Regions from separate parts of the Mus musculus genome. Here region 2 is linked to region 1. A link is a loop called in an ENCODE intact Hi-C map of the cell type or tissue named here. Cell type or tissue: gastrocnemius. All regions are shown on one strand. Links, peaks and the distances in the headings refer to the core of each region. The heading gives the core; the rest is flanking DNA. Region 1 overlaps Plekha7 (pleckstrin homology domain containing, family A member 7). Region 2 holds the start of Plekha7 (pleckstrin homology domain containing, family A member 7).

Region 1 (16,206 bases), core at 4,302-12,301:
AGTAAGGCAGACAATGCACTACCTGCCAATATGAACAATGGCAGGACTCTGCTGGGTTTTTATCGCCTTCCTTGAGATTTTCTGGTTTAGCTAACTTGTCTGACAATAAGTATATATGACTCTGATGATCAGATCTTAAAATGCTGCTAAAAATAACTGAGTTTAGGAAACTGTTCAAAATCTAGTGTGTTCCTGTAATGCTTGGGAGGCTGAGGCAGGAGGATCACTATGAGTTAGTTCAAGATCAGCCTGGGTTACAGAGTGAGACCCAGCAAGTGTTCTTAACCACGGAGTGATTTTTTTCCAGCCCCTGCATTGACTTTTAAAAGGCCACTTTGCCTGTGCCCTTCACATTCCTCCTTTTGGTGAACGCTGACACTGTCCCAGCTGGTGCCCCTAACCCAAGGACAGACACTCCATCGTCGCTAGGATACCACACAGAAAAAACTGGCAAGAAAATTATTTTTATATTTATCTCCTGGGCTGTGCTTATAACAATGCCCAGAAACTTAGCAAAGGTTCCAAAATGAAGCAGCCATGACCAGAGGTTCTGTCCCCTGCTTCCAAATGTTACCATTATATGCTAATTATTATATTATTCAAATACCAGGTTTGATATTCTGGGTTCTTAGTGAGCTCAGGGAATTATAGCCTATGCCTTGATACAAAGAAGAAAACAAAAATCTCACTTTTTTAAGGCCTTCGTGGGCCACCAAGCACACAGATAAAGACTAGTTAGCAAGTCACACATTAAACTAGGCTCAGTTGATGAGTAGGCGGGTGCTCTGCACCTCTGCTTCCTCTTACTAGGAAGCCTACTAGTGGTCAGGGTTCCCTTTTAGGGGGAGACGCAAAAGCACTTGGGCAGAGTAGCTAGCACCCGGCATGGGGCTTTGCTACATAATGAAATCAGACATATCCACTTTCCGGTAAAGTAGGGAGCCGCTAGCTGTGGTTTTCAGCAGAAGGTGTCCAAGTTATATTTTTTTTTTTAAATCACATTTATCTGAGAGAAGGGCATGCGTGACATGGTGTGCATGAAGAAGCTAGAGGAAACCTGCAGGAGCCGGTTCTCTCCTGCCGCCCTGTGGATCCTAGGGATTGAACTCCAGCTGTGGGCCGTGGCAGCAGGTATCTTGGCCTGCTGAGCCATCTCACAGGTCCTACCTCCCGGTCTGAGCTCTCCAAGCTCCCAGAAGGTTCCCAGAGGGGCAAGTAAAAGTGGAAGGTGCTGTGCTAACACTGTGGTATAACTTAACATATCAAGGACAGAAGGCAGGTGGACCTGGCTCCACGCTGCAGGTCCAGTTTCTCAGATTGTAGTAAGTTAGAAACCATGAGGCGGGATCTACAGATGGCCACTTTAATTCAATCGTCCTTTCATGCCCCGAGTCACTGTGACACTCACATCCTGTGCACAAAACAAAATGCATGGCTTCCAAGCCAGTCAGAGATGCCATTAGGATACACTTTAAATCCACCTGGAGCCTAATCAAGCTAATTTTACTGTTATTGTGCCTATTAAAACACGAAGCCTTTGTTTAGAGAGAGAGCGCGGAGCGGAGGAAGGCACAGCCATTAAGGCTCAGGGCTCTGATTAGCTCAGAACTGTTTCTGGGAAGGAAGTTAACAAAAACAAACCATCAGGCTGTGTTGGCTGAAGCCTGTGATCCGGGCACTCTGGGAGGAGAGGCAGGGCGATCAGGAGCTGCTCTGGACCAGCCTGGGCTGTAATACAAAGAGAGCCTGTCAAAACACAAGCCAACACTGAATTTTGAATGTAGCTTCAGTCGGGTCAGAAAGCCAACTCCAGGGCAGGTGAGAAGATCCATTGGACACAGTAACCAAGGAAGCAGTTATGCATGTGGTGTGGGTCCTGGCGGGAAAGGGCTTCCTGCCCCATGGTCAGAGATCAAACGCCTCACAGATAAAGAGTTCTGACAAAAATTAATAATTAAGGGGGCTGGAGAGATGTTTCAGTGCTCAAGAGCACTTAACTGCTCTTTCTTGCAGAAGATTCGATTTGGTTCCCAGGACCCATGTTAGTGGGTTCAAAACCGCCTGTAACTCTAGCTCCAGGGGATCTGACACCCTCTTCTAGACTCTATAGGCACCTGTACTCACAGGACATACACACAGTGGAGATAAATATATACATAAATATTTTAAGCTGAAGATAAAAAGACACAAGACATTAGTTAGCTACAGCACACACTGCCACTAAGCACCACCTTCTACTTGGACGGGAATAACGTTGGGTTAAAATGTAGGTCCAGGGACTTACCACCCACCACCCCCAGATAAAATCAAATAAAAGGTCTAGAGTCTGTCCAGAGCCCAACACTTGTTCTGTTCATATGTTGTTAAGTTGCTTCTTTGTACATGTGTATGGTGGTGCAGAGGGTCAAATCCAGGACCTTGTATAGGCTGTGGTCAACAGCTTAGAGCTGTCCTCAGCAGGCACGGAAGCTAGCTCTCCAGTGATCTGGCTACTTGTAGTTTAGAGCCCAACTATGAGACTTTCTAAGCTTAAAAAAGTTTAGTATAACACATAGAACACCAGCGATCACCCAGGTAGTCTGGTTCCAATTCATAATCAAAGCTAAACAGAATCTAATGAGTACCTCTTATGAACTCTCACCCCATACAAGACTACAGCATGATGGATGCCCCCCCCCCCAAAAAAAAAACAAAAACACAGGTATGGAAGACTACTGGCTTTCAAACGGAGCTAGTATGCCCCTAACACTGGCAGTCTTGGCCAGCACCCGTAGCCAGGAAAGAACTCTCTCACCTGACTATAGCTAGTATCTAAAAAGCCCACAGACTTGGACCTGAGCAAAGTCTACACTCATTCTCTTCACAGCTGGGTGACCTGGTATCAGTTGTTTGTCCTTCTTGGAGTCTCATGTCTTCAACTCTAAAACAGGGCTTAAACACATACCCCCACTGTGGGGTTATAAGACTTGGCTAACAGAACCAGGTAAGTATATGCAACACTGCAAACGAGAAGTGACAGTGTCACTGGGGCTGGAGAGCTGACTCAGTTAAGAGCAGACTCAGTTAAGAGCACTTGTTTTTGCAAAGGACCTGAGTTCAATTCCCAGAACCCACATGTAGGCTCACCACCTCCTCAGGCACCAGGCGTGCATGTGGTATATAGACATATATCCAGGGAAAACACTCATACTCATAAAATAATAAAATAAAATCAAGGGAAAGAAAGAAGTGCTGTTGTTATTCGACCATTGGTAAGTGCCAATTAGGGTTTCTCTGCAGAAGGCACAGCGAGCACAGGGGATAATGACAGAATAGAGGGGCGCAGGTGAAGGCTGTGAAGCTGTGACAGGTGAGGTCAGGGAGGCAGCAGCAGAGGCCTAAGCTGCGGAGCTCCAGCTGAGCTCTAAAGATGGGTCCAGGCATGAAGACAGGTGGGAAGAAACCGAGGGTCTCCCTGGAAACAAGATACCATGTGTGGGGAACCTGACGGCCTGTGGGAAGATCAATTTTGTTCCTTGCAAAGGTTTCTGTAGCTTCCGTCCAGAGGATGGCCTGGAAGTCAGAGGCAGCGAGTAAAGCTGCAGTGTTTATTCACTTCTTAGCTGTGTGCTGTGCTAAGAAGTGTGTGTGTGTGTGTGTGTGTGTGTGTGTGTGTGTGTGTGTGTGTGTGCGCGCGCGCGCGCGTGTGTATCTGTGAAGGACTTTAATCCCCCTAAAAGCTTTTTGGTATGAGCCCCGTTGCTGCCCTGATTTTGCAGACAGCGAAACCAAGACCCAGTGAAAGAGGCAATGAACCCATCCCCGCTGGTCTGTGAGGGCAGCGCCAATGACAACATACAAATAGGGGAAAGGGAGTAGAGGTGAAGAGGCCCTCCGCAGCAGTGTAGGGGGTCAGGGTGGGAGCTGGCTCAACAGCCTGAAGCTAGAACCAAGGCTCATGGGTGGCATTCACAGGGACAAAGCAAAGGAAAGCCAAAGCTGCTTCCAGGCTTTGAACTGAGAAACAGAGGCCAGTTTTACATCCTGAGAAGATAGGAGGTGGGGAGAGTTCAAATCCATATGGATTGGACGAGTCCAGCAGATGTGGGGGTAGAAGTCACAAGGCAGTGAGTGGCAGCAGTAGTTGCTGGGTAACAGTGAGAAGATGAGGAGACAGCTCTCCTGGCTATGGACATCTGGTTTGCTGTCACAAGCTCGCAATGACTCTGAGACTCCCAGCACATGCCTGGACTATCTTTTTTTTTTTTAATGTTTATTTATTTGTTTGTTTGTTTATTATGTATATAATGTTCTGCCTGCATGTATGCCTGCAGACCAGAAGAGGGCACCAGATCACATTGAAATGGTTGTGAGTCACCATGTGGTTGCTGGAAATTGAGCTCAGAACCTCTAGAAGAGCAGCCAATGCTCTTAACCTCTGAGCCATCTCTGCAGCCCCCAGCCTAGCCTTTAAGGCCCATCTACATCTCGGCTCCATGCTCTGAGCAGCTTCCCAGGAGCCTGGGCACCAGCAATCATCCTGATGATCTCCAGAAGGCACCCTGGCCCGAGCACAAGGTTATCAATCACCCAGCATCCCTCCCACGTCAACACTCCCTTTATCTGTCCTCTTGTCACTGCAGCCCACCAGAGTGGGAGGGCCTGGAGCCACTTGGAAGGTCCACAAGTCAAGACAATAAAAGGTTTCCTAAAATAAGCTCCCAACAGTGGCCCCTTCCAAATCCCCAGCTGCCACAGGGTCACAGCATGATAAAACAATTTCATCTTGACACCTCCTGGGCTCTCAGGAAGAGAGAGTGTGCTAGAGGTTGGGAAGAGGTTGTGAGGGGCGCATTTCTGAGAGGCAGCTTGACTGTGGGACACATCAGGCAGCCATGTTTTCACTCAGCCTTCAGGAACTGTGTGTGCTCCAACCAAAGGTTCTGCTCCGTCCTCCCCTGTCTGCTGGGGCTTCCTCTCCTAACTGGATGTGCATTCGTGTATGTGTGTGTGTGTGTGTGTCTGTGTGTGTGTGTGTCTGTGTGTCATCATTTTTGTCCCTTCCCACAAGCTGCTTAGAATCCACTGTGAAACGGGATGAAGAAATAAATGAACAGAGTGCTCAGCTGTCACAGACCCGGCTGTCACAGACCTGGGTGTCAGGCTGTCAGAACCACTTCATCAATAAAGATGCTTATGCAGAGAGTAATTAAAGACTAGAAGAGGGAATACCCTAATTATCAAGTAAAATGCTCCAATACTTTGATCTCTTTTTGTTTGAGAAGAAAATACAGGTCTGGTACCGGGTATGGAGGCAGGCACCTTCAATCCCAGCACTTGGGAAACAGAGGCAGTCAGATCTGAGAGCTGGAGGCCAGCCTGGTCTACACAGTAATGCCAGGTCTCAAAATAAAAACAACAAATCAGTTTATACTTAGCACCCGTATTCTTATTTCTTCCCTCTCCTTAATTAATGCGACAGTAATCTAGAGGGAAGAGGCAAACACTAAGACACTGTATGTGCATGGTGTCTCTGTGGTTGTTGCCTTTCACAAAAGGTCACCGGTTCCACACCAGCTACTTCATTTTCCCGGGAGACCTGTCAAAGCCACTCAGGGGAGCAAGCACAGACTCAGTGTGAATCCTTCATGGGTAAATCCGGGCTCTGCCCATCCTCTTCTGGAGTCTGCTGCTCTTCCCAAGAGTCTTTCTGAGCGCAGACACAAGCTGGCAGACGTGAGGCAGACAGCAGCCCAGAAGCACAACTTTGCAGACATAAAAATTATGACATTTTCTCAATACTGTCTCCAGCCAAAACCCTTCCTGAGCCTAGCAAGCCAAAGATAGAACCAAACGCCTCGTCTTGTTTACAAACACCACCAGGGCCCTTCCTCGGGGACCTTCCTCTCCAACAAACCCGAAGGCAGCAATTACTCCCAATCCCATGTGCTGGCCACATGTGTTTTGTGATGAGGCGCATTCTCCAGGGAGCAAAGAACAGAGATGATTTTTGCCTGTCATCTGTGAATCCTTGAGCACACGATGATGATAGATGCTTATGTCTGTCCCCAGTATTGCCAACCTTACAGAAGCATCTATTGACGCTTGGTGCAGTTGTGAAATATATTTTATTGCCAAGTATTTTTTGAAGATTGACAATCCATGAAGTATACACTAGAGGGCAGCACTGAGCCACGGATCCGCTCATTTGCCAATCCTACTGAAGTTTAATTAAATAATGAACCCCATTCTCAAAATTAGGTCTCTATTAAAATAATGGCAACAGAGACAGAGTAATTAAAAACACATGCCTGACAAATCCATACCCACAAGCCCATCCAGTGCACTTCCTGGCTCCTTGTCGCTTGCCACAATTACTGGATAAATCCAATTATGCCTTCGGATGCCCAAACTCTGCCTCTCCTCTCCCTTTTCCCCAGTGGCTTCTATGAAAGTAATACCCATCTTTAATGTGCCTGCACTTGAGGAGACACCGCATCTAGTACAATAAACACATCCTCCGAGTGCAGAGACCAGGGAGAACATGTTCTGAGGACTCTGCCAGCCCCGGGTGTGGGCTTTCTTCTCCCGACACTGGAGAGAGGCTGGAACTCAGCAGCTGTCAGAAGCAGCCATGAATTTACTAGAAAAGCCCTGCTGAGCCCCTGATAGCCAGGGGATGAGCAGGGGCTCAGGCTCAGTCTCCCCACCTGTGGCACAGCACGCCCCACCCCAGGACAGGGCCATCTGCAAATGCACCGCCTCCCCCTGAAGTTGTCATTGCTATGAACACGCCAGGAAGGGCACGGGGGGGGGGGGGGGTGGTAAAGTGCGCTGGAAGCCGGATAAAGTCCTCTGGCAAGTGGTAGTGTGCGCCCTTGAATAGCCCTTGCCTCTCTGAGAAGACAGGACAAGAATCAGTCACTGAGGTCTTACAGTCACATGGGATCGGGTCACACAAAGCAAAGGGAGTCTAAAAAGGGAGGTCTTCATCCCTAAGAGGACGGTGGTAACATGACTGTGGGGAGCAGTAAAGACCAGCTACACTACACTAGCACCCAGAGCTGCTGTCGCCCAGATAAGGCCGAGGAAGTGAATTGGAAAGGGAGAGATTACAGACAGGCTCCAGTGCGCATAGCCAAACACAGGCTGGGCAGGGAGAACTGAGGACAGGACCACCAGGAAAATCATCTGGGTGGGTCTGTCTCCTTCATCAACCTCCGTTGCTTTCCTCTGTGGGGACGAGTAGTCTGTGTCTTTGGCTTCAGCAGAGTGTCTGGCACACAGGAGGCACATGGAGGTGTGATGGGGGCCACGGGGGCGTGGGGGGGGGGGGGCGCCACTGCTTTGGACAGAAGAATCTCCTCTCTCCCGCCCTCTGCTGGCTATCAGAGGCATGGTATCTGCAGCCACTCTCAAAAGCAAATAATCTGCCTGACATAATTACATGTTTAAAAATAAAATCATTACCATCTTTTAGATAGCTGGGGTCAGGGATCTAGTTTAGTAGTAGCGTGCTTACCTAGGACACACAGGCCCTAAGTTTGATCCCTAGCACCGAAGAAGCCAAAGGGAGGGAGGGAGGGAGGGAGGGAGGGAGGGAGGGAGGGAGGGAGGAGGGGAGAGGAGAATGAATAAAGGAATCCAGTATTCTTCACTTCTTAGAGTTGAGTCCAAGGTGCTCAGCTTGACTGAAGAAGAATTAAAAGCCCTCTGCGGCTTGCAAAGCTCTAGACCCTTGCTGGCTCCTTCATGAACCTGCGCTCCCTTCAAGAAGGGGAGTTCACGCCTCAGAGGCGCCAGCAGCCAGTTATCTTCTGGGTAAAGAAAGCATCGCACAAAGAAGTAGCCATCTCTACTGCCCAGTTCCACTAAGGCTGGACAGAGTGGTGAGCGCCTGTAACTCTAACACTCAGGAAGCTGAAACCGGAGGATCCAGAGTTCAAGGTCAGCCCAGGCTGCATCAGGAAACTCAAAAACAAAATGGAAGAAGGAGCCCATAAGTGTGGCAGGGATGTGGGCAAAGTCCACCGTTCATGAGACACCCGTATGAACATGGCATAATGATACCAACTAAACAAAACAAGAAACAAAACAAAAAAAGACGGGGGGGGGGGGTCTTGCCTTAGGAGCAAGGCCAAAGTGACAAATATGAGATTGCAGGTGCCCTTCAGAACGGGCACCCTGTCTACACCTGTGCATCCTGAACACATGTGGTCTCATCAGAGATGGGCACCCCACAGGAGGCCTTTGCACAGCCGGGTTAAATGCCAACGTGCATCCACCGTGAGAGTGGGATGCAGCCTACAGAACAGGCTCATCCTCTGTAGGCCCCCACACTGAGGTCCAGCTCGGATGCTCTCACTGATGAGAGTCTTGCATCCTCGGGAAAGCCCACGTATCCTGATGTGGGTCTCTACTGTCTTCCTCTGAAGAAGGTGACTGTTTCCACAGAGAGACGGAGTCGCTAAGGTCCTCCTTCCAGCAGCCTGTGACCCTTCCAGCTTGGAGCCACTGACTCAGAGTCTCTGGACCGGGAAGTGATGCAAGCGGCTAGGATTTAAGAGCACTAGGATTTAGGATTTAATCCTGGTGCAGGGAGACAGAGACAGAAGGGCCAAGAGTTTGCCTGCCAAGCTGCCTAGCCAATCCACAAGCCATGCCGAGATCACTGAGAGATCCTAACTCAGAAGAATAATTTCGGGACTGGCGAGTTGGCTCAGCGGGTAAGAGCACTGACTGCTCTTCCGAAGGTCCTGAGTTCAAATCCTAGCAACCACATGGTGGCTCACAACTACCTGTAATGGGATCTGATGCCCTCTTCTGGTGCGTCTGAAGTCAGCTACAGTGTACTTAGGTAATAAATAAATAATAATAATAAATAAATCTTTGGGCCAAAGCAAGCAGGGACTGGGCGATCAGGGTTGACCGAAGCGAGCAGAGATCCTAAATATTCAATTCCCAACAACCACATGAAGGCTCACAACCATCTGTATAGCTACAGTATACTCACATACATAAATCTCTAAAAAGAGAAAAGGGGAAGGATAACTTCTTCCGAGTTACTGTGGTGGTCCACTCCTTTAATCCCTGCACTCAGAAGCCACAGGTGAGCCTGGACTACAGAGTAAGTTCCAAGACAGGACAGAGAAATCCTGTCCTGGGGTGGGGCGGGGAGATAACACAGAGAGCAACTGAGGAAGATATACATGCACACAAACACATGCACACAAACACACAAAATAACACTTCTATTTTTGGTCTATTTAGCAGTACAATCTTACAACAACAACAACAACAACAACAACAACTCTATCAAAGCCTAATATATAAAAAGCAGCCCACAGTGCTGAAAAGCCAAAAGCAGAGTCTACAATTCCTCTGAGGATGGATGGGCCTCTCTCCCTCTCTAAGGCAATGTTTCTCAACCTTTCCAATGCTACGACCCTTTAATACAGTTCCTAGTGTTGGGGTGACCCCCAACCATAAAACTATTTTTGTTGCTACTTCATTAACTGTAATTTTGCTACTGCTATGAATCATAATATAAATATCTGATATGCAGGATATCTGATATGAGACCCCCTGTGAAAGAGTCATTGGAGCCCCCAAGGGGTCTTGAGCAACAGGCTGAGAACCACTGCTAAGGGCTCTGCAGCTTTGTTCACCGCTGTGCTGAGTGACAGCAGCTTGCACAGAGGACACTCGATAAACTGTGCTCCCTGAAGGAAGCCAGTGTTTACAGAGGTGTTCTACATCCTAGGATCTCACATGGATGTGGCTCAGCTGGTGGAGTGCTTGCCTGCCATGCTCAAAGCCCTGATACCACACAAACCAGGCATGGTGGTCCATGCCTATAATCTCAGCTCTTAGGATGTAGAGGCAGATGGCTAAGAAGTTCAAGGTCATTTTTGGCTATAGAGACAGGTAGAGGCCAGCCTGGACTACATGAGATTCTGTCTTAAAAACAAAAACAGGCCAGGTATGATGGAGTATGCCTTTAGAACCAGCACTTGAGAGGCAGATGCAGGTAGATCTCCATGAGTTCAAAGCCAACCTAGTCTACATGGTGAATTGCAGGACAGCCTAGGCTATGTAGAGACCCTGTCACAAAAAAAAAAAAAAACAAAAACAAAAACAAAAAAAAAAAAAACAAGGAACAACAAAATTATGTATTTCAATTAACCTTTCTTATTCTAAAGATGAGAAAATTGAGGCCCAGTGCTTAAGTGGCTTTCCCAAAGTTACATGACTGAGTTCAAATTCAAACTCCAGGGTTTAGACTCTACCTCACTGATCACTCAGACCCGATCCGTTTCTTAGGCAGATCTCAGGAGGAAGACCAGAGGCTGCAGGACTCATGTGTGATGGCATGTATATGCTTGACCCAGGGAGTGGCACTATTAGAAGGTATGGCCCTGTTGGAGTAACTGTGTCACTATGGGTGTGGGCTTTAAGATCCTCATCCTAGCTGTCTGGAAGCCAGTATTCTGCTAGCAGCCTTCAGATGAAGATGTAGACCTCTAACTCTAAGCTCCTTCTGCACTATGCCTGCCTGGATGCTGCCATGTTCCCACCTTGATGCCATCATCCCTTTTTTTTTTTTTTTTTTCTTTCTTCGAGACAGGGTTTCTCTGTATAGTCCTGGCTGTCCTGGAACTCACCAGGCTGGCCTCAAACTCAGAAATCTGCCTGTCTCTGCCTCCCAAGTGCTGGGATTAAAGGCATGCACCAACACCGCCCGGCCCACCATCCCTTTTATTTCTCTTATTCTTCCCAACCTGCCTCAAGCACATAACAGGTGGCCACTTTGAAGAATGCTTGAAGGCTGGGCACCTGACAAGACAGGATGGTGGCACCCACTGCACAGCCAGCCCTTAAGTACTGAATGGGCTCTTCTTGTCCTGTTGGAAGGGAGCAGGGGGCAGTTGGCATTCCCATTGTAATCCCAAGACAGGGAATGAGAGAGCAGCAGAATACCAGAGAGACAGCCAAAGGGGAAAGGGCAGGGGCAGACGACTGGATGGGACACAGGACACTGGGGCACAGGGACAGAGGGTGTCATCAGAAATTCACAGCAGTTTTACCCCAAGCCACAGTTTTTAAAATGACTCTGGGGCGTGGAGAGAGGTCTCCTCAGATAAGAACAATGACTAGAAGCGTCCATAGGGTGGCTCACAACTGGCTGGAACTACAGTCCCCAGGTATCTCACACCCTCTTCTAGTTTCCGAGAGGAACAGTGCATGGTGCACAACCATAAATATGCAGACAAAACGCCCACAAACATAAAATCAAAGTGAATTCTAAAAAGGCTCTACAGTGCTGCGATAAAGCTTCCATCCAAGCAAAGCAATTTCTCCACTTAGGCAATTTTCTTCCTGTCCCTCCCAGAGACATTGAAGAGACTTAAAGTCCTTTAAAATAGGAGAAACTACTAAATACCCTTAAATCAGACTTCATAAAATTCCCACTTCAAAGAAAATGCCAGTGATAATGGCCCTGTGGATGTTCAAGGTCAAGTTAAATGACTCAGAATAGTGCTCTGGATGCCTGCCTCAAATTCAGAACCTGCCTCTCCAACGCAGTCCTCGAGATCAAGAGCCTGGGGACCCGAACATCACTCAGCAGCACCAGGGGAATGGCAAACATTACAGCTGCCAATTGTGGAGGTGCACACCTTTAATCCCAGCATTCCAGGGACAGAGGCAGGAGGATTTCTATGAATTCAAGGTTTGTCTGGTCTACATAGTAAGTTCCAGGACAGATAGAGCTACACAGAGAGACTGTCTCAAAACAAAAAAGATTTACTTTTTAGCTTTGTGTGTGTGTGTGTGTGAGTCTGAATATGTATGGGCATGTGAAGGCATGTACCCACAAAAGACGGAGATGTTGGATCCCCTGGAACTGGAATTACAGACAGTTGACAGCCTCCCATTCTGGGTGCTAGAACTCCAAGATGGATATTCATTAAGAATAGCAAGTGCTCTTAAGAGCTGAGCTGAGCCATCTCTCTCCAGCCCTACTGTTGACTTTTTAATCTGGTTCCTCTAACTGATTTAAGAAACCAACCTGGCTATGTGACAAAACAGAATGTCATAGATCTGTAAGGAGCCACATTTTCATTACAAAAATGTAATTAATTTAGTGTATTTTACTTGAGCCAACATATTAAAAGCACTATCATTTTCAACATGATCAGGACACAACTGAGATACTTTATTTAGTTAGTTACTTATTTACCTGGTTGTTTGTTTTAGATGTGGAGTCTCCGGAGTCTAGGGTGCTAGTTCACATTCATAACACATCTTAATCCAGACCAGTTGAACCCTAGTGATCATGGCCACTCTGAGGCTAGTTGTGGGGTGGTGAACTGTGCAAAGATAGCCTGGTCCCAGTCAAGCACACGCCTGGAACCCTGGAGACCTGGTGGGTCATAACTTCCACCTTCATGGGACTGTAGGAGTTTGGCCACCCCTCCTGGGCTCCTAGCTCCAATAGCAGCTACAGCCTCCCACAGCTCTCCTGCCGAGAGGTATGTGGCCATTGGTCATCAAGGAAGAGCACCAAGCCCTCCCACATGCAAATAAGGTTTCAGCAGTAACACTTGGGGAAAGGTCTGCTCTCCCTGTGAGCCACCCAATGAGGGTGCTGGGAACCAACCCTCGTCCTCTACGGAGCAGTAAGTACTCTAATCATTGACCCATTTCTCCAGAGCCCTCCCTCTCTCCTTCCTTCCTTCCTTCCTTCCTTCCTTCCTTCCTTCCTTCCTTCCTTCCTTCACTTATTTATTTGGTTGGTTGGTTGGTTTGGTTTTTTTGAGACAGGGTTTCTCCTATGTAGTCCTAGCTGTCCTGGAACTCACAGGGATCCGCCTGCCTTTGTTTCCTGAGTGCTGGGGTTAAAAGCTTGTGTCACTACTTTTTGTAAAGGCAGAGTCTCTTGTAGCCCAAGATGCCCTGAACTTCTGATTCTCCTCCTTCCATCTCTTTTGAGTACTAGGATTATAGATGTAGGGTTGTTCTCACGCATGCTAAGCAACTGAGCCACATCCCCAAACTCCCAAATCAGAGGATTTTGAACATCAAGAATTTGCTGCTGAGCCAAAGCTCTGACTTTCGCTCCCTATTTTACAACATAAATCCTGTCAAATCAACTGCAGGCTTAAAAGATAAAAGCTACGGTGTGGTGGTTCTGACTGTGTCCGTTTTCAGAGGCTGCATGGGGAAGCTGCTTGCACCCTTGTTCTCATCAGACGCCCACACTCATGACCAGTGTCATAAACAGCAAGGACCAGTGACCAGGAGATCACCCAAGAGCACCAGCAGGGGAGAAACCCAGTAGCCTTAGAGTCCAGGTATCCCAAACAGCCACAAAAGCAAACCTGAGGACATTTAAACTATGCACTGATAAGCTGCAGAAGGTGGCACAGGCCTGTCTCCTCAGAACACGAGAGGGGGGGGGGGGATCTGAAGGTTCAAGGTCATCCTTCCCTGCACTGCAAGTTCTAGGCTAACGAGGACAGGAGACCCTGTCTCTGAACAAGTACACACTCCAGAATATAAGAAAGCTGGGGTTTGTTTGTTTGTTTGTTTTCCTTCGAGACAGGGTTTCTCTGTATAGCCCTGGCTGTCCTGGAACTCACTTTGTAGACCAGGCTGGCCTCGAACTCAGAGATCCGCCTTCCTCTGCCTCCCAAGTGCTGGGATTAAAGGCGTGCGCCACCACCGCCCGGCAGAAAGCTGGTTTTTTAAAGACATTTCCCTGCTGATTCCAATACAGTCTCTGTTTGGAAAGAGACTGCACTAAACGATCTTGCAAATGATAAAAATATCTCTTTCTTTTGTTGTAGGTGTGTGGGTGTTTTGTCTACATGCGTCTGTGCACCACATTTGTGCCCCGTGCTTTCGGAGGCCAGAAGAAGGTGTTGGAGCACCTGGAGCTGGAGTTACACAGTTGGGAGCCACCAAGTGAGTGCTGAGAATTGAACACAGGTCCTCTGGAAGAACGGCCAGTGCTCTTAACAGGTAAAGCAACTTCTTTAGCCCAAAATACCTTTTCTCTCTTCTTTTTTTTTTTTTTTTGGGGGGGGGGGAGGGACTTCCCATCACCTGGTAGGTTCATGCAGGAAAATCATGAGTTTTAGACTAACCAGGAAGGCATATAGATATATATAGTTTTGAGACTGTGTCTCAAAAACTAGTAACAACAAAAAAAGGTGAAATAAGTCAGATTCAGAGGGACAGATATCATATTCCCTCTAATTTGTGGACTCTAGATTTATATAGACAAAAATAATTATATATATATATATATATATATATATACACAGCTGTTCTCAACCTGTAAATCACAACCCCTTTGCCAAACTCCTATCTCCAAAAGTATTTACACTACAGTTCATAATAGTAGCAAAATTATAATTATGTAGTAGCAACAAAAATAATTTTACGGCTGGGGGTCACCATAACATGAGGAAATGTATTAGAAGGTCACAGTATCGGGAAGGTTGAGGACCACTGCTCTAGAAGAAGGGGACAGCACTGTGGGGTGTGGGATGGGCCGAGTACCTGGTGCACTGTATGAAACTTATCACCATGTACAAAGAATATGTGCCAATAAAAGATAATAAAAAAAACACTTAAAAAGCAATGTGCCTTATCTCCCAGGAGTCCTCCCACCTGGGACTAAAGTGAAATAACACTCTGCTCATATTCAGGCATGATACGACAGATAGGACTGTAAAACTCTGAGCGCATGCTGTGCAAACATGAGGAGACATTTTACTGTGCAGTCACCGCCTCCAAGGATCCTGGAGGGAAGATCTCCTCAGATACTAACTGCCACAACCAGCAGCCAGTATTAACTGAGCACTGATTCGCTCCCACAAACATTCTTAGAGACTACATTTCCTCTGTCATGCTAGAGGCTGGCGTTTTCAAAGGGCTCTAGCTGTACACGCTAGAGGAGGCAGAGGCAGGCCAATCTCTACAAGTTCAAGGTCAGCCTGGGCTACAGAGTGAGATCCTGCCCCCACCCCAAAAATGAGAACTCTGGGGCTCAAAATAGTTAATGTTTTCTGATCGAGCCACCAAGCTAAACATGAATAAGTCTCTATAGTATAAAATCATCATTACTCCTCCTAATACTGAGAATCGCTAGGGTTCTTTCTGGCATCCATAGCAGATCCTCCTGCCTTTACATAGACACCTCCTTTCCGGTGTCACAGCACACATAACTGACTACTGTCCATCTTCCCCAACAGTCTCTTAAGAAATGGCAACTCCTTTCATCACATGTCCCCCCACACCCAAGACCTTGGCCTCTAGTAGGAGAGGGAAGGAGAGAGAGACGAGACAGATGGCAGGTGCGTGGAAATTTTAAGGAATTTCCCAGGTGATTCTGATATTGCTTCAGTTACCGAGGGACAATACAATGGATGCCTGCTCAGGGAAAGAGGCTAGACAGACAGACATTACCAGATTTACAAATTGAAGATCCATTTCTGAGAAGGGAATAGGCTAAAAACCCTCATCTATGGGTGTCTGGAACTCACTGATCATGAATGACAGCAAGGAGATGGGGGGGGGGGGCAGTTGAGACAACAAATTTGGGTGGAAGAGACTCGGCCCCCAAGAGCTGCCCCAGCTGTACTGAAGGGCAGTTTGAATGGACTCTGCAGAAGGTTGGACTATGGCTCCAAAGGTACCTGAGCAGGATCAGGAGTCCTGCCAAAGCCGGTTCCTTGTCAATCTGGCCTTGTGGGATGCTACTGCTTTGCCCATGCGTTCAGGAACCTGGCGATGCTGGCTTTGTTTTGGGGGAGCACAACTGGCCTCTTGGGACCACAGCTTGATCACAGCAGAGACAGACAAGAACCATGGTACAAACCTTCGATTGCTGTTTGTCCTCTTAGTGGAAAAGTCACTCCCTTCTCAAGAGGGCAGCAGGATCCTGCAGTGGTGGCCACAGCTCTTCCCCATGAGGGCAGCTGGCTTCCCTGGCCCTGTCCTGCTAGAGGTTAAAAGATGGGCCACACCAGTCTGGGAATCTGCACTGACAACAGCCATGCATGTTGTACCAGCCCAAAGCTGAGCCTCTGCACTTCCTTCCAGTTCCTTCTTCCAGACAATGCAGTCGTGCAGACCCAGTTCATAGGAATTGGATGTGTCTCCTGCCAAAGACCCCCAATCCCAGTTCTTCTCTTTCCTGAGCTTGTAGCATAGAGA
Region 2 (16,206 bases), core at 3,152-11,151, 57 kb after region 1:
GAAGTCAGCACACACGATGTTTTCTGCACCCACGTCTCCCAGGGAAGCAGACCTTCCCCTTCCTTCTGTCATTAAATCTGTGGTCCCCATGTGTGAGAAGCACAAGCTAGGGTAACAATACCTCCAGGCCTCTCTCCCGAGCCCTGAAATGGCTGAGCTAGTAGGTAACAGGTAACTGTAGGAAAAATCACTTTACCCTTCGAGCCAAAGTTCTACAGGCAAATAAATAAATAAATAAATAAATAATGGTAAGAGTTGAACCAGATAGTGTTCCTGAAACACTCTGCAGACAATAAAAACATTCATTCAAAGTGCTTCCCCTTCCCAGAAATCAAAAAGCAAATGTTTTGACAGCCCAGTGACAAGAGGAAAACACCACCATATTCCTCCAGGTTCTTCCCTCTGCCAGTGTTTACTCACAAACCCGTGCCAGTCTGAGATGCTGGCTCCTTATGCTGAGCTGGAGTGGGCACCACAGTCTGTCACCCAGTATTCCACATCCTGGCCTGACTTGCCAGCTGCCCACCCCCCCCCCAAAAAAAAAAAAAAAAACCTGACTTGCACCCAGAGCCTTGCACATGCAATGCAAAGGCCCCACTCATGGGCCGGAGCCCCTAATCTCTTTATTTTTACTTTTACGTTTGAATCACAGTCTCACTAAATTGTACAGACTGGCTTTGAACTCACTCACTCTGTAGCCCTGGAAGACCTGGGATTGGCTGTCCTCCTGCTTCCTGCTCAGGATCTTCCTCCACTAGCACGTGCCGAACACCCTCTTAGCGTGCGAAGAGGATGGAAAGAGTACCAGCGGGGCAGAAAAGCACCCAGTTCTTACTGTTTCTCCTTTTGCTGTGTTGGGAATGGAACCCAGGCTTCCTTGGCGTGCCAAGCAAGCACTCTTCCTCTCCCATGAGCCACCTTCTCCCAGCGCCCAGGTCCCCCAGCAGTTGGTTACCAGTGCAGAGGAGACTCACACCTCCCCTCTTCACACAGACCGACCTGCCACAGGAGCAACTGGCTCCCCCACGGGTCAAGAGCCTTAAGCAGCTTCAATCCTTTTTCTCAGAGGTTTTTCCAGGTGCTTTGAGAGTGTGATACAAATCACAGCCCTAAGTCCGTCCGTGCTCCAGCTTTCCACAAAACACTCACTGTTAGTGTTTTCCCACGGACCCAGTACTAAATCCGTGATCCGGCTTTCCCCCTTGATAAAGCCACCAGGAAGTACAAGGTAAAGTGTGAGATTATACCCAAGCCAGCCAAGCAAGAGAACCTGCTTGCCCTTCAACAATGAGGCTTCAGGATTTCCACTTTAAATACATGTAAGCCATTAGCACCCAGAATTCAATGTAAGACTGTCAATTTCTGGTTTGAAATAAAAGTTCTGGAAGTGTGGTGTCCAAAGCTCCAATAGTTTTTCTTTTCTTTTTCTTTTTTGGTTTTTTGAGACAGGGTTTCTCTGTATAGCCCTGGCTGTCCTGGAACTCACTTTGTAGACCAGGCTGGCCTCAAACTCAGAAATCGCCTGCCTCTGCCTCCCAAGTGCTGGGATTACAGGCGTGCGCCACCATGCCCGGCCTCCAATAGTTTTTCTAAAGGGCCTTCCATTTAATAGGGACTTCCCCCTTGATGACTTTCACATCTGATTCACTCTGTGTTTAAACTGATTGAAAAGTTGAAGGCATGCCCTAAGAACTGGGTATGGTCCACAGCAGGGTGTCTTTGAAGGAGGCTAGAAGCTGTGGCTCTCACCACCCCAGCTCTCCCTGCTTCTCCCAGCCTCCTATGTCCCACTTGGCCAGCATGTGCCTCACCCTGTCCACAGTGCCCTGAGCCTGCCCACTCTTATACTGTATTTTACAGTGGGATATGGTGCTGATGAATCATTCGGCATTAGAGGTGAATGACCTGATATTGACATTTAAATAAATGATTATATTTGATATAGAGATGAGCTATAAAACATATATAATATATTTAATTTTTTTCTTTATTTAAAATGATATTGAACAAACCAGAAAACAGTGATGCACACCTTTAATCCCAGCACTGGGGAGGCAAAGACAGCCAGACCTCTGTGAGTTTGAGGCCAGCCTGATCTACATAGCAAATTCCAGGATATTCAGGACTACACAGTGAGACTCTGTCTCAGAGGGAAAAAAAAAAAAAGACATGAAATAGCAAATTTTTAAAACCATGACAAGTCTGGGGCGGGGGTGGGGGGGGGGACTGCAAAAGGGACACTTTTTTTTTTTTTTTTTTTTAGATTTATTTATTTATTTTATGTAAGTACGCTGTAGCTGTCTTCAGACACTCCAGAAGAGGGAATCAGATCTCATTACGGATGGTTGTGAGCCACCATGTGGTTGCTGGGATTTGAACTCCAGACCTTCGGAAGAGCAGTCGGGTGCTCTTACCCACTAAGCCATCTCACCAGCCCGGAACACATTTTATATTGTAGATTTGTGGATTTGTCTCCTTTAGCTTGACAAAGGGGCTCATGCAACCTAGGCTGGCTTCTTACAATTCAATCCATTTTTGAAGATGGCCCTGAACTCTTGGATCCTCCTGCCTCCACTTCTAGAATGCTAACTGCTGGCTGAACACACTGGCGTACACAGCAGCTTTGTTTTGTTGTTGGGTTTTGGAGACAGAGACTCCAATATCTAGAGTCTCAAGTAGCCCAGACTGAACGGCCAGAATGACCTTGAACTCTTGCTGGCCTTGCCTCCTCCTCCTCCCACATGCTAAAATCGATGTGCCACCACACCCATTTTACTACAGTACTTCCAATGGCACCCTCCCCTTTCAGTAGGCTCCTTCCATTTTCATTTTGCACTGGAGACCTGAAAGTTATGCTATAGACTCCGCCCCTAAAATGTTTGCAGGCCACAGCACAGGGGAACAGCAGAAAAACAACTTCACTCCAAGCCTTCAGTGAATCTTTCCCAAGTCCTACTGCCTAGGGAATGGTACCTACACAGGATGACCCAAGTCCACAAAGCTAAGGCTGGAGGACCTGAAGCTAAGTGGCACTTTGTGTGATAGATTGATCCCTGTCAGGACCTTGGAGCAAAGTCAGAAGATGCCAAGGCCCTGAAGCCAGGGAAAAGGGGGGATCTAGTTCAATTGCCAATAGATGAGAAAATACCCAGATGCAGAGTGCTGAGCTCATGAGACCAAGGAGCCAAAGAAGGCTGCCTGAGCCTCTCCTGGCCAGGTTCCTGCTTTGAGTGTTGCTGTTGCCAATGAGTGACTGACTCCAAGATGCCTGGGTGTAAACACCAGCCCCAACAGGCCCACTCCTGGCTTCCCCGCTTCTGCTCCACACACAAGTCTCCTCTTCAGCCAGGAATTGATAAATAAAGACTGGACTACTTAATGACTGCCCAAGGTTTCATGGGGACACATCCTCTTCCATAAATACGGAGGGCGGAAGCAGGTCCAGGCCTGGGCTGTGTGCCAATGCCTCAGAAACAGTGAACAGGTCTGCCCTCAAGGAGCAGCCTTCAAGCAGGGTGTGGTGTGCCAACACCCCACTCCACACACATACACACCACCAAGCACACAAGTGGCTGAGGCAGGACGAGCATTTGCCTAGAGCTGAACTATGGCGCAGATCTGTAACTCCCAACTGCTGGGACACTAAGGCAGTGTCCAAGTTCCAAGTTCAAGGCTGCCCTGGGCAGCCCAGTGAGGTTCTGTCTCGAAATAAAAATTAAACAAAGAGCCACTCGTGGTGGTGTACCCCTTTAATCCCAGCACTCGGGTGGCAGAGGCAGGCGGATTTCTGAGTTCGAGGCCAGCCTGGTCTACAAAGTGAGTTCCAGGACAGCCAGGGCTATACAGAGAAACCCTGTCTCGAAAAAACAAAAAAAAAAACAAAAACAAAAAAAAACCCCAAAGACTAGACTAGAGCCATGACTTCCTGATGAAGGACCTAGGTTCAGTACATGAGGCTCTATCTCAAAACAAAACCAAAAGCTAGGTACAGTGATACATGCCTATAATCCTGAGACATTCTCAGGAGAGCTGAGGCAGGAGGATGTTAAGTGTTCCAGGCCAGCTGGACTGCAGAGTGAGACCCTGTCTTTAAGTAAATAAATCAGACAACAGCTATGAATAGCAATAGCAGGTCCTGATATTTTCTCCAAGACCTCAACTAAGTTAGCACCATGTGGTGGAGGTGCTTACCTGTGAGACCAGCTCTCGGGCTAAACTGCAAGACCCTGTCCTAAACAAACAAACAAATTAGGCCCAGGCTTGGCGTGCACACCTTTAATCCCGGCACTCAGGAGGCAGAAGCAGGTGGATCTCTGTGACCTGAAGGTCAGCCAGGGACACAGGGACACAAGACTGTCTCAAAAAACAACAACAACAAACAAACAAACAAAAAAACAAAAAAGACATATAATTGCCACTATTCTCATTGTTGGTGTAGATAACACTATCATAACTACTGTGATATTTGCTATCCAGTCAGGAGACTCATGGAAAAATGAAAACATCTCAGAGCCCAGTATCTTTTTATTAAAGGGGAAGTCTGCACCACCTCACCTGTACTTGTGAGAACCATGAAGGCAAAGTGTAGCCAAAAGCGCAGAAATAAACTAAAATAAAGAAACAGACTCCAAGCCGGGAGTGGTGGCGCACGCCTTTAATCCCAGCACTTGGGAGGCAGAGGCAGGCGGATTTCTGAGTTCGAGGCCAGCCTGAGTGAGTTCCAGGACAGCCAGGGCTATACAGAGAAACCCTGTCTTGAAAAATCAAAAAAGAAAAAGAAAAAGAAAGAAAAGAAAAAGAAACAGAGTCCAGATGGTATTAATCTGTTTAGTAAGATGCAGTTACCTGTGACCCCAACCCTCAGGAGATAGAGACAAGAGGATCTTAAATCCAAGACCAGTCTGAGGATCACAGGAAGATCCTGTCTCAGAAAACCAAAGGCTGGGGACAAGGGCTGAGGGGTGACACACATGTCTAAAAGGCTAGGGACAAGGTTTGGAGGTGACACACAATCAAATGTAGTAACTAAAAAAAAAAAAAAAAACTCTTTAGTAAGCAGATAGGTGTAAAACTTCATGGGGGGGGGGGGTGGGACAAAGAGGCCTCTTGAGAAATTATCATGTAGAAAACACAATGGATTCCGACCTACTGGCACCAGCAGCCTTTGAGAGGAGGGGCCACAGTCAATGTTGCTATGGGTAGTCATTTCCAAAAAGTGTGGGAGGATTCAGATGAGGGAGTGGTGGCAGCAGGGACAGAGTGATCGAAGAAGAGTTGCAACAGGGATAAAATCCCAGTGCTGAGGCTGCAGCCTAGAGTTTACAGACTGCAGGATCACAGGAAGATCCAACTCAACTCAAGGCTGTGCCACTACTGCAAAACACTCACCACCTCTCCTCGGTGTCCCAGTAAGTGACCTTGAGATACACACTGGCATCCTTCCCTCTCACCTCCACAGAAACTCTGCTCCAATAACTGCCAGTTTTTTTCCTACATCTATCTCCCCCACACCCACCCCCCAGGTCCAGAAAATAAGATGCTGCACCATCTTTCCCTGGAAAGAACAAGCCCCTCTGTGGTGGTTTGAATAGGTATGGACCCCACAGACTCCTGTGTTTGATTGCTTGGCCCAGGGGGAGTGGCACTATTAGGAGGTGTGGCCTTGTGGGAGGAAGGCTTGGAGGACTCCTCTGCTCAAGCTCTACCCAGCGTGGAATTCCACTCTCCTCCTGGCTGCCTTTGGATCACGATGTAGAACTCTCAGCAACATCTCCAGTACCATGCTGGTCTTTATGTTGCCTGTTTCCTGCCATGACGACGATGGACTAAACCTTTGAAACTGTAAGCCACCCCCAATTAAATGTCCTTTATATGAGCCGCCTTGGTCATGGGGTCTCTTCACAGCAATAAAAGCCTAAGACACCCTCCCTCTACCCACACAATCTCCAGCTATCAGCCAATGCCTGGACCCTTCTTTGCAGCAAAACTTCCAGGAAGGGGCTGGTGAGATGGCTCAGTGGGTAAGAGCACCCGACTGCTCTTCGGAAGGTCAGGAGTTCAAATCCCAGCAACCACATGGTGGCTCACAACCATCCATAACGAGATCTGACTCCCTCTTCTGGAGTGTCTGAGGACAGCTACAGTGTACTTACATATAATAAATAAATAAATATTAAAAAAAAAAAAGAGAAGAATTAAAAAAAAAAACTTCCAGGAAGATGTACTGCCCTTCCTGGACAGGTGTTTCTTACCCATCTTACCATGGGTGGCAGTCTCCTGTTCTGGAGGTCCCTGTGACTACACATCTTCTCACCTTCTCAGTCTGTCCTCTTAAGTTTGCCTTTCCTGATCTCAGCCACTACCCGCCCCCAGGCTTAGAGCATTGTTCTGCTTAGTTTCTGTAGCCTGGGAAGAGGGAGCCTCAACTGAAGACTGTCCTGCAGTGGACATGTCTGCGGGGAATTGTCTTGACTGACGATTGATGTGGGAGGGCCCAGCCCACTGTGGACCATTGTATCCTACACATGTAAGCCTAAGGAAAGTGGGCTGGCAGGCTAGAGTGAGCCAATAAGCAGCCTTCCTCCATGACTTCTGCTTCAGCTCCTGCTCAACTTCCTGCTCTGACTTCCTTCACTGATGAACTGGGATGAGAAGTATAAGCTGAAACAAACCTTTGTTTTCCCTAGTTTCCCTAACTATGCATTTGCTCATGGTGCTTATGACAACAGCAAGCAAACCGGGACAGACTTTCTTGGCCCACACTTGTCCTTGATGACGTCACCTACTCCCTATGACATCACACACAGGTATCCTCAGATGGGTCTCTGCAAGCCTCTCTCCCTCTCAAACCCAAGTTTCAGATTCATAAATCTGTATCAGTGGTTCTCAACCTTCCTAATGCTGCTACTTCATAACTGTCACTTGGCTGTTATGAATCATAATGTGAATACGTGTTTTCTGATGATCCTAGTCGACCCCTGAAAAAGGATAATTTGTTAATGACATGTTGAGAATGGCTGATCTATATGATATATTCACATCTTATATATAACAGAACAAAATATAGAGTTTCTTAACACCTATTCAAGCCTGTTTTTCTCCCAGCCTTTCCATCTCAAAGATATGAGCACTACCTACCCACTCAGGACCTCTCACCTCTAGGAATCATCTGTGTGTGTGTGTGTGTGTGTGTGTGTGTGTGTGTGTGCGCGCGCGCGCGCGCATGTGCAGTATGTGTACTTGTGTGTATTCCTGTGTGTACAAGTGCACACGTATATGTGTTCCTGTGAATGTAAAAGCCAGAAGCCAGCCCAACCTCACATGTTTTTTTCTTAAATACCCACTTATTTTCTGAAGCAGTCTCTTGCTGGGACCTGGGGCTTGCAGCTTAGGCTAGGATGACAGGGTGGCAAGCCCTGGATTCTCCGGTCTCTACCTTCCCAGCGCTAGTATTACACGTGCACATTGTTACTACACCTGGGTTTTTATGAGATGGAATGTGAGTCCTCATGCTGGCATGGCAAGCACTTTATGAACGGAGCATCATCTCCCCAGGCCCCCAGGAGTGTTCTCGTTCTTTCTCTCTCTCTCTCTCTCTCTCTCTCTCTCTCTCTCTCTCTCTCTCTCTCTCTCTCTCTCTGCATCCAGAGCACAGCCTCTATCTGACTCCTGCTCTCCATCTCCGTGCTTCACCCCCCCCCCCACTAACGTCTGCTCTGGACCACAGCCACAGCTTCCTGCTGCTCTCCTACCTCCCTGGCACAGCTCTCCACCCAAACGCCATACTCCCAAAAACTGCCAAACATACCAAGCCACCTTAAAACGTCTGCATTCTCCCTGGTCTCAGGATAGAGCTCAGCAGCTCTTTACCCTGCTCCAGTTTCATCCTTTACCTCCCTTCCTGTGCCTTCCTTTAATGCCATCCTCGCCCTTGGTCACTTCCTCCAAGCCACACAAGACTTTTTGCTCACTGAACTTTTTTTTCCCCCAGAGCTCTACCACTGAGCAAAATCCCCAACCCCTCATTGAACTCGAAGGGTTTTGTTCCTTAAACATTTTTCTGAAATGTTTTGCCCCTACTGGTCACCACAGCAAGGGTCCTTCTTGTCATTCAAATTCCAAATGTCACCTGCTCAGAAAAAAAGTCATCAGGACCTACCAGTCCCATCAGCCATCCAATCACTTCAAGTCACATCCCCTCATGTTAATTTTCCGCACAGCAGTCACCGTTACCTGCTATTATTATTTGTTCACTCTTTGTTCCCTTTCCTCCCGTGGGTTACAAATTGACGAACAGAAATAGTGAGCACCTCCCTTGCATAGAGCACATCCATCAGCAGCCACTATACAAGAGTCCCATGTGACAAAGGAGGCTCGGGGACTTTCTTCACATATTCTGATCCAGATCTAAACATTGTTTCCAAGTTGGTGAAGAAATGAATTCTGAGTCACGGTCGCGCACAGTACACCGAGTGCCAGTCAAACCATGGAGCGCCAGACCTTTGGCTAGTTCATTCATTCCATAAACAAACATTTACAGAGCTCCTACTCTATGCCAGGCACCGACTGACTGGGGCAAACGATCAAAGGCAAGTTCTGACTCCCAGGACCCACAGGAAGCAGAGGGAGGAACGCTGCAACACAGGCACCTTGCCCGACTGGGAAAAGTGAAGACTGTACACTCGTGTCCCCTTACAACTTCGAGATCAGATCCACGCGGACCAACAGACCAAGAATAACTTGGGACAGCGCCCAGAGGCTCAGGCGGCAAAGCTCCCGTTCTACTAGCCCGGGCAGAGCAGATCGTCCGCGTTCCTCGGCGTTCGGCGCCCGCCGAAGACGCGCGGGTAGAGTTCCAGGAATATCATTGGCTGCCTGGGAGCCCCACCCCCATCCCATCCCTGAGAAGCAAGGATGCGGCGGCCCGGGTCGCGCTCCAACTCTCCACGGCGAGCCCAGCCAGCGCGGCTAGAGTAGCGTCGGGGCCCCTCTTCCCCCTCCCCCACGCCCAAGCCCTCAGGCCACACTCCCGACCCACGCGAGCCCTACTCCCCGCCACCCGCCACTGTGCCCAGCGCAGGCCCCCGGGGTAGGCGTGTCCCGGGGGAGCCTTGGAGTTTGCAGGCTCGGCCACCGGCGGGCGGGACCTGGCCAGGCCCCCTGCGGCGCTGCGAACCCCCGTACGCAGCCGTCCCCCCGAGCCCGCCACCGTCAAGCAAACAAACCCCGAGCGCCGAGCCCGCCAAGGCTGCGGGAGAGCAAGGCAGGTGCGGCCGCGGTGCGGATTCACTTACTCGATGAAGAAGCTGGCGCCCTCCTCCGTGAAGCCCTCCTCCCAGCCGCGCGGCAAGTCTGCGGGAAGGCGAGAAAAGTTGGTCAAACTAGCGCAGCCGTGGCGACCCCGCTCCGCACCCTGCATCCCGCACCGACCCAGCGCCCACCTGAGCGGATCATGTGACCCGAGTTGACCGGTTCGCCGGTCCGCGGGTGCAGCCAGGTCGTGCAGCGGAGCTGGTCACTACGGGAGAGGTGCACCTGTTAGCGCCGCCGCCCTCCACGCCCGCCCGCGGCCCCAGCCCCAGCGCACGACCCCGTCCGGGTGTCGCCGCCCCTCACGCACTTGATGAAGAAGACGCGGCCGTCCCGACAGACGCCATAGGACCAGTGCTCAGGTAGGGTGTCCCGCCCGACCGCAGCCGCCATGTTCGCCCAGCGCCTGAGCCCCGGGCCGGGGGAGGGGGGGGGATGGGTTAAGGGGCGGGGTAAGGGGCGGGGCGAGGAGATAGGGGTGCAAGTTGTTGGACAGAGTGAGTGGGAGGGACGAGAAACGGGGAGCTGGAGTAACTAGGAGTTGGAACAAGGAGTTGGGTAGGGATAGGGAGGGGAGGACAAGATCTGAGGAGGGATAGGGAGAAGGGTGCATTGGAAGAAATGAGGGGGAGAGCAGGAAGGAGTGGAGAGGGGCTGAGACAAGAGGGACTTGGACCGACCCTACTGGGTTCCCCTGTGGTGGGTGCAGCGTGGGCTCCCAGCCTTGGTGACTCGCAGTTCGAGGTCACGGCCGGTGCTTCCAAAGTTCACTGGTGGAAGGCCGGCCGGAGCAAGGCACAAGGCCCCGCAGCCTTTGTCCCCGAGACTCGCGGGCGAAGGAACAGTCTAGCCCCCCCCCATCCCCCACCCTTGACACACACACCCTTGCTCCAGGAAAAGCAGGCGACCTGCACACCTCTGCTTCTCCTCCCCCCTACCCCGGAAGTGTGCTTCTTTCTTAGACAAGGAACACCGAACAGGTTTCTGCTGGATTCCGGAGCAACCTCCAAGTCTAATGTAAAATAGGAGAAAAGCTTGCCTGTGATTCCAGGCCTGGGGAAACTGAAACAGAAGGATTGCTGAGAGTTGGAAGACACAGAACTGCTTGACAGAGTTTCAGTGCAGCGCGGGTTACTATGAGACTCTGTCTCAAAAAACAAAAAGGTAGGGGCTGGAGAGATGGCTCAGCAGTTAAGAGCACTGACTGCTCTTCCAGAGGTCCTGGGTTCAAATCCCAGCAACCACATGGTGGCTCACAACCATCTGTAATGGGATCCGATGCCCTCTCCTGGTGTGTCTGAAGAGAGCAACAGTGTACTCACATACATTAAATAAATCTTTAAATTAAAAAAAAAAAAATGCGTGTCGTCCCCCCCCCCCCCCTTCTGAAGCTGTAGAGATCACAGGCAAAAAAGAGAATGCTGGGTCTGGATCTCCCTGCTCTCATTTTGGAAGAGCTGTCAAGCCGAGCTCTTTACCTACTTAGGTCTTGGGGAGCGCTCCTGAACCCCCCAGAGTAAAAGGAAACCCTTAGCTCACTCATTTGCTCCTAATTGACGTTTGTGTGTTTACTCTTTTGCGTCAGTTGGACAAGAGAAGGGGTTTTGGTCTGCCCCAAACTCCAGGACCTGGGCGCCTGAACTATCTGCCTCAGCCTTTAAACTGCAACTCCTCAGCAGCAGAAGAGCAGAAGAATGCAAAACACTCAGACACTCTGTCACATTGCAAGTGGGCGGAGCAGCAGCCGGAAGCTAGGCGCTGGGCAAGGGTCAGGCCAGCCTTGCAGAGACAAAAGCTGCGGGTCTAAGGAGTCTCACAAGAGGGTGCAACTGTCTGCACTGGGCACTGGAATGAGAGATCAGTAGGATGGACCCTGAAGGGGGCACAGCCGGAGCTCTCCCGGTGTTTCTTGACCTGTGGGTCGCGAGCCCTTGGGGTAGCATGTCAGATATCTATTCTGTATATCAGATATTTACCTGCATTATGATTCTCCTTCTCCTTCTCCTTCTCCTTCTCCTTCTCCTTCTCCTTCTCCTTCTCCTTCTCCTTCTCCTTCTCCTTCTCCTTCTCCTTCTCCTTCTCCTTCTCCTTCTTCTTCTTCTTCTTCTTCTCCGTTTTTTTTTTTTTTTTGACACAAGGTTTTTCTGTATATAGCCCTGGCTGTTCTGGAACTCTGTAGACCAGGCAGGCCTTAAACTCAGAAAAACACCTGCCTCTGCCTCTCAAGTGCTGGACTAAAGTGTGCGCCACCACTGCCTGGCTGCATTACGATTCTTAACAGTAGCAATGAAATAATTTTGTCGTTGAGGGTGACCACGACATGACTGCTGTTCCAGAGGATCCTCTGAAGCAGTCAGGAGGGAGAAAGGCGCTGTGGTTGGGGATGCAGAGCCCTCAGCCTCTGACCCAGTTCTTCAAATGAACATAGGGAAATAGCATGTCTTATTAAACACTCATTTGAAAGCAATATATTAAATGGACAAGAATATGAACTCACCACAGTTAATAGAAATGAAACACAAGTGGCTTTTAAGCATATGGGAAGGTAGTTGACCGTCAAGTATACAAATGAAAATTACAGTGGGAGATTCTATTTCGTAGATGTCAGATTACCATGGGCTGGTGAGATGGCTCAGCAGGTAAGAGCACCCGATTGCTCTTCCAAAGGTCCTGAGTTCAAATCCCAGCAACCACATGGTGGCTCACAACCATCCGTAATGAGATCTGACTCCCTCTTCTGGTGTGTCTGAAGACAGGTACAGTGTACTTACATATAATAAATAAATAAATCTTTAAAAAAAAAAAAAGAAAACCATTCTTGTTCATTGTTGCTGGGACTACAAAATGATTCTGCCTTCTTGTGATGGTTTGTATATGCTTGGCCCAGGGAGTGGCACTATTAGGAGGTGTGGCCCTTATTGGAGTAGGTGTATCACTGAGGGCCTGGGCTTTAAGACCCTCATCCTAGCTGCCTGGAAGCCAGTATTCTGCTAGCAACCTTCAGATGAAGATGTAGAACTCTCAGCACCTCCTGCACCTTGCCTACCTGGATGCTGCCATGCTCCCACCTGATGACAATGGACTGAACCTCTGAACCTGTAAGCCAGCCCCAATTGAATGTCCTTTATAATAGTTGCCTTGGTCATGGTGTCTATTCACCGGAAATAGAAAACCCTAAGACATTCCTTGAAGGCAGTTTGGCAGCAGTTGTTACACATTGCTTTGACCGGACAACCCCATGGGAATTTATCTGACATGAAATAGTACATCTCTTCAGTGTGGCTCAGCTGCTGAGAGTGATGGCTCAGAGGTTAAGAGCACTTGCTGTTCTTCCAGATGACCTGAGTTCAATTCCCAGCAACCACATGGTGGTTCCTAACCATCTGTAATGGGATCTGGTGCCCTCTTCTAGCCTGCAGGCATAAATGCTGGCAGAACCCTGTATACATAATATCTAGGTAGGTAGGTAGGTAGGTAGATATAGATAGAGATAGATAGATAGATAGATAGATAGATAGATAGATAGATAGAATCTTTAAAAGAAATAAAGACTGCATACTACTGTTGCAGAGAACCTGCCTGGGTTGGGGTCCCAGCAACCAGCATATTGGGTCACAACCATTTGTACTCCTGAACTTAGAGCATGCTGTATGCATGTGGTGCATACATACATGGGGCATATACACACATGCAGGCAAAATTATATACAAATGTATACACATAAAATAAAAAAAATAAGGTCTGGTGAGATGGCTCAGTGGTAAAGAGCACCAACTGCTCTTCCGAACGTCCCGAGTTCAAATCCCAGCAACCACATGGTGGCTCACAACCATCCATGACGAAATCTGATGCCCTCTTCTGGAGTATCTGAGGACAGCTACAGTGTACTTACATATAATAAATAAATAAATCTTGAAAAAAAAATAGAAAGCTGAGGAAATTGGAAAGCTCCGGTCAGGCACCTCATTCCAAAGAATGATGCTCTGAATAAGGCACTGCTGGTGTCTCTGCCAGGAGCAGTGGTGCACACTGAGTCTCAGCTACCTGAGAAACTGAAGCAAGGGGATCGCCGCTGTGCAGAAATTTTAAATAAATAAATAAGCCAGGCGTGATGGCGCACACCTTTAATCCCAGCACTTGGGAGGCAGAGGCAGGCGGATTTCTGAGTTCGAGGCCAGCCTGGTCTACAGAGTGAGTTCCAGGACAGCCAGGGCTGTACACAGAAACCCTGTCTCGAAAAACCACACACAAAAAAATAAAAATAAAATAAGAAATAAAAATATTTTAATCGGGCTGGAGAGATGGCTCAGTGGTTAAGAGCACTGGCTCCTCTTCCGGAGATCCTGAGTTCAATTCCCAGCAACCACATGGTGGCTCACAACCATCTGTAATAAGACCTGATTCCCTCTTCTGGTGTGTCTTAAGACAACTATAGTATACTTACATATAATAAATAAAATAAATCTTAAAAAAAAGATTCTTTATAAAAAATATTTTAATCACATGTACTCATGAGTTATCCCAGAGAATGGTGTGTTTTTATTATAAATATGTACATTTATATATTAGTAATATTCACAGCAGCTTCATCTGTATGGACAAAATCTAGAAATGGCTTCCTACAGGTGAGTGGTTGAATAACAGTCCATCTCTTAGGCCACAGCATTTGGTTTCACAACAAAGAATCTTGACAAACAGGCAGGTAGGTGCACCTCAAGATTATAATACCAATTTTTGAAAGAGCAGTCCCTCTAAAAAAGTTACACTTGACTGTATAGCACTCTCAAAGTACATTAGCCAATATTGGTTTTAAAATTTCATCGAGGCTGCACTTGGTGGCAAATGCCCTTAATTCTAGCAACAGAGAGGCAGAAGTAGATGGATCTCTGAGTTGGGAGCCAGCCTGGTCTACATAGTGAGCTCCAGGACAGCCATAGAAACCCTATCTCACACAACAGAAACAGGGATAGAGACATGACTAGGTGGCTCAATGCTTAAGAGTGCTGGCTGCTCCTCTTAAGAACTTGGGTTTGGGGCTGGTGAGATGGCTCAGCCGGTAAGAGCACTAACTGATCTTCCAAAGGTCCTGAGTTAGAATCCCAGCAACCACATGGTGGCTCACAACCACCCCTAATGAGATCTGATGCCCCATTCTGAAGACAGCTACAATGTACTTATTTATAATAATAAATAAATCTTTGGGCCAGAGCAAGCAGGGCCAACTGGAGCAAGTGGGGCCCACCCACCGGAGCAATCAGAGGTCCTAAATTCAGTTCCCAACAACCACATGAAGGCTCACAACTATCTATACAGCTACAGTGTGCTCATATACATAAATAAATAATTCTTCTTTTTGTTTTGTTGTTGTTGTTGTTGTTGTTTTGTGGGGTTTTTTTGTTTTGTTTTGTTTTGTTTTTTTGAGACAGGGTTTCTCTGTGTAGCCCTGGCTGTTCTGGCACTCACTTTGTAGATCAGGCTGGCCTCAAACTCAGAAATCTGCCTGCCTCTGCCTCCTAAGGGCTGGGATTAAAGGGGTGTGCCACCAATGCCCACCTCTGTTTTGGTTTGGTTTTTTTAAGGATTATTTATTTGCTGGACAGCCAAGGTTACATAGTTTGGTTGTTTGTTTGTTTTTTTAAAGATTTATTTATTTCATGTATGTGAGTACACTGTTGCTCTCTTCAGGTACACTAAAGAGGGCATCAGATCCCATTACAGATGGTTGTGAGCCACCATGTGGTTGCTGGGAACTGAACTCGGGACCTCTGGAAGAGCAGTCAGTGCCCCCAACCCCTTATTTTTCAAGGTTACATAATTTACTGTCTTGAAGAAAAAAAAAAAAAGACAGAAAGAAGAAGAAAATTACAGCAATGAGGGTTGGGGAGGTAACTCAGTTGTAGAGCACTTGCCTGACTGAAGCAGGAGAATAGAATACAAGGCTAGCCTGGACTACATTCCAAGACCTGGTCTCAAAAGTAGAATAAAAGCAATGATAAAGCATAGTTGTATAAATCGCAACTGTGATGGTGAAGGCACAGGACTTTGCAGAGAAATAATGCAAGAGACTTCATTTCATGTTTAAATGCATAAGTAAAACAGTAACAGCAAAATCTGTACATAGACTCTTGTAAAAGAGTTTTTCTTCCTCTTCCTCCTCCATGTGTGTGGTTGTGAATGCCCACAGGGGCCTCAGATTCTAGGACACACACACATGTCCTTGGATAGAGTCGGGAGTGCTCTTAACCACTGGGCCATTGCTCCAGAGTTAGAATCTCTTGCAATTACTAGTAACATAACCCAGCAAATTGTCAGCAAAAATGTTTGTGCTGTATACTCTAGCTCTACATGCCCAGATAATAGCTGCTCACACATGAGTTACCTCTGACCTACACTGAGGTGAAATGCCCTATGTGAAATATACACCAGGCCCAGTGGGTGTTCCACATTCATAACCCAAGCATTTGAAAAATGGATCTCAGAAGATGAACAGTTCAAAGCCAGGCTATAATAGGAAGTTTGAAGCCTCTCTGGGCTTTATAGACCTATTTCAAACTACACCCCCTAAAAATGTGAGGACTGGGGAGCTATCTCAGCGACAGAAGATTTATGTTGCATGTGTGAGTCCCTGATCCAATTCAATGAGATGACAGACACATAGAAAACATAGCCTTTGCAGATCATTTCTTTGTATAGCTATAAGCTTTACTGCCCCTTAGAATTATTTGAGTGCTTTAGGGGGAAGAAACCCAAAACAACAAAACAAAACAAAGCCATCCTGGACCTCCCCAATGGTGTGTGATGTGACCTTGGCGTTATTGAACGCTTCCCAGGTGGTTCTAAGGTACAGAAGCTTAGGAACCACACTACACCATCTTTCACATTCCCTCTCCGAGATTA

Evidence for each region. A loop is a pair of places that touch in the nucleus more often than their neighbours do. Peaks named below come from ENCODE experiments on the same cell type or tissue, not always from the same donor. Only the 100,000 strongest peaks of a DNase experiment are listed, where the experiment ranks them.
Region 2: it touches region 1 in a loop (2.8-fold over the local background); 9 of 42 quality-filtered maps call a loop at or near these places.

The regions. Positions count from the first base shown.
Region 1 is chr7:116,240,173-116,256,378 of GRCm38, forward strand. All of the region lies in intron 3 of Plekha7 (pleckstrin homology domain containing, family A member 7), which reads right to left. Among named protein-coding and RNA genes, the nearest start is that of Gm44867, 43 kb to the right of the region's middle. In gastrocnemius, for the core only: CTCF peaks have their summits at 4,315 (motif pointing right) and 7,377 (motif pointing left); DNase peaks (open chromatin) are centred at 4,499, 6,618 and 7,312; H3K4me3 peaks cover 1,035 bases.
Region 2 is chr7:116,298,632-116,314,837 of GRCm38, forward strand. It overlaps Plekha7 (pleckstrin homology domain containing, family A member 7), which reads right to left and starts at 9,745. Exons shown (of 27, transcript NM_001305185.1): 1 at 9,620-9,745; 2 at 9,441-9,517; 3 at 9,294-9,351. The coding sequence starts at 9,702. In gastrocnemius, for the core only: no CTCF peak of the experiment used is centred there; DNase peaks (open chromatin) are centred at 3,303, 7,748, 8,887, 9,640 and 1 more place; H3K4me3 peaks cover 2,232 bases; H3K27ac peaks cover 1,102 bases.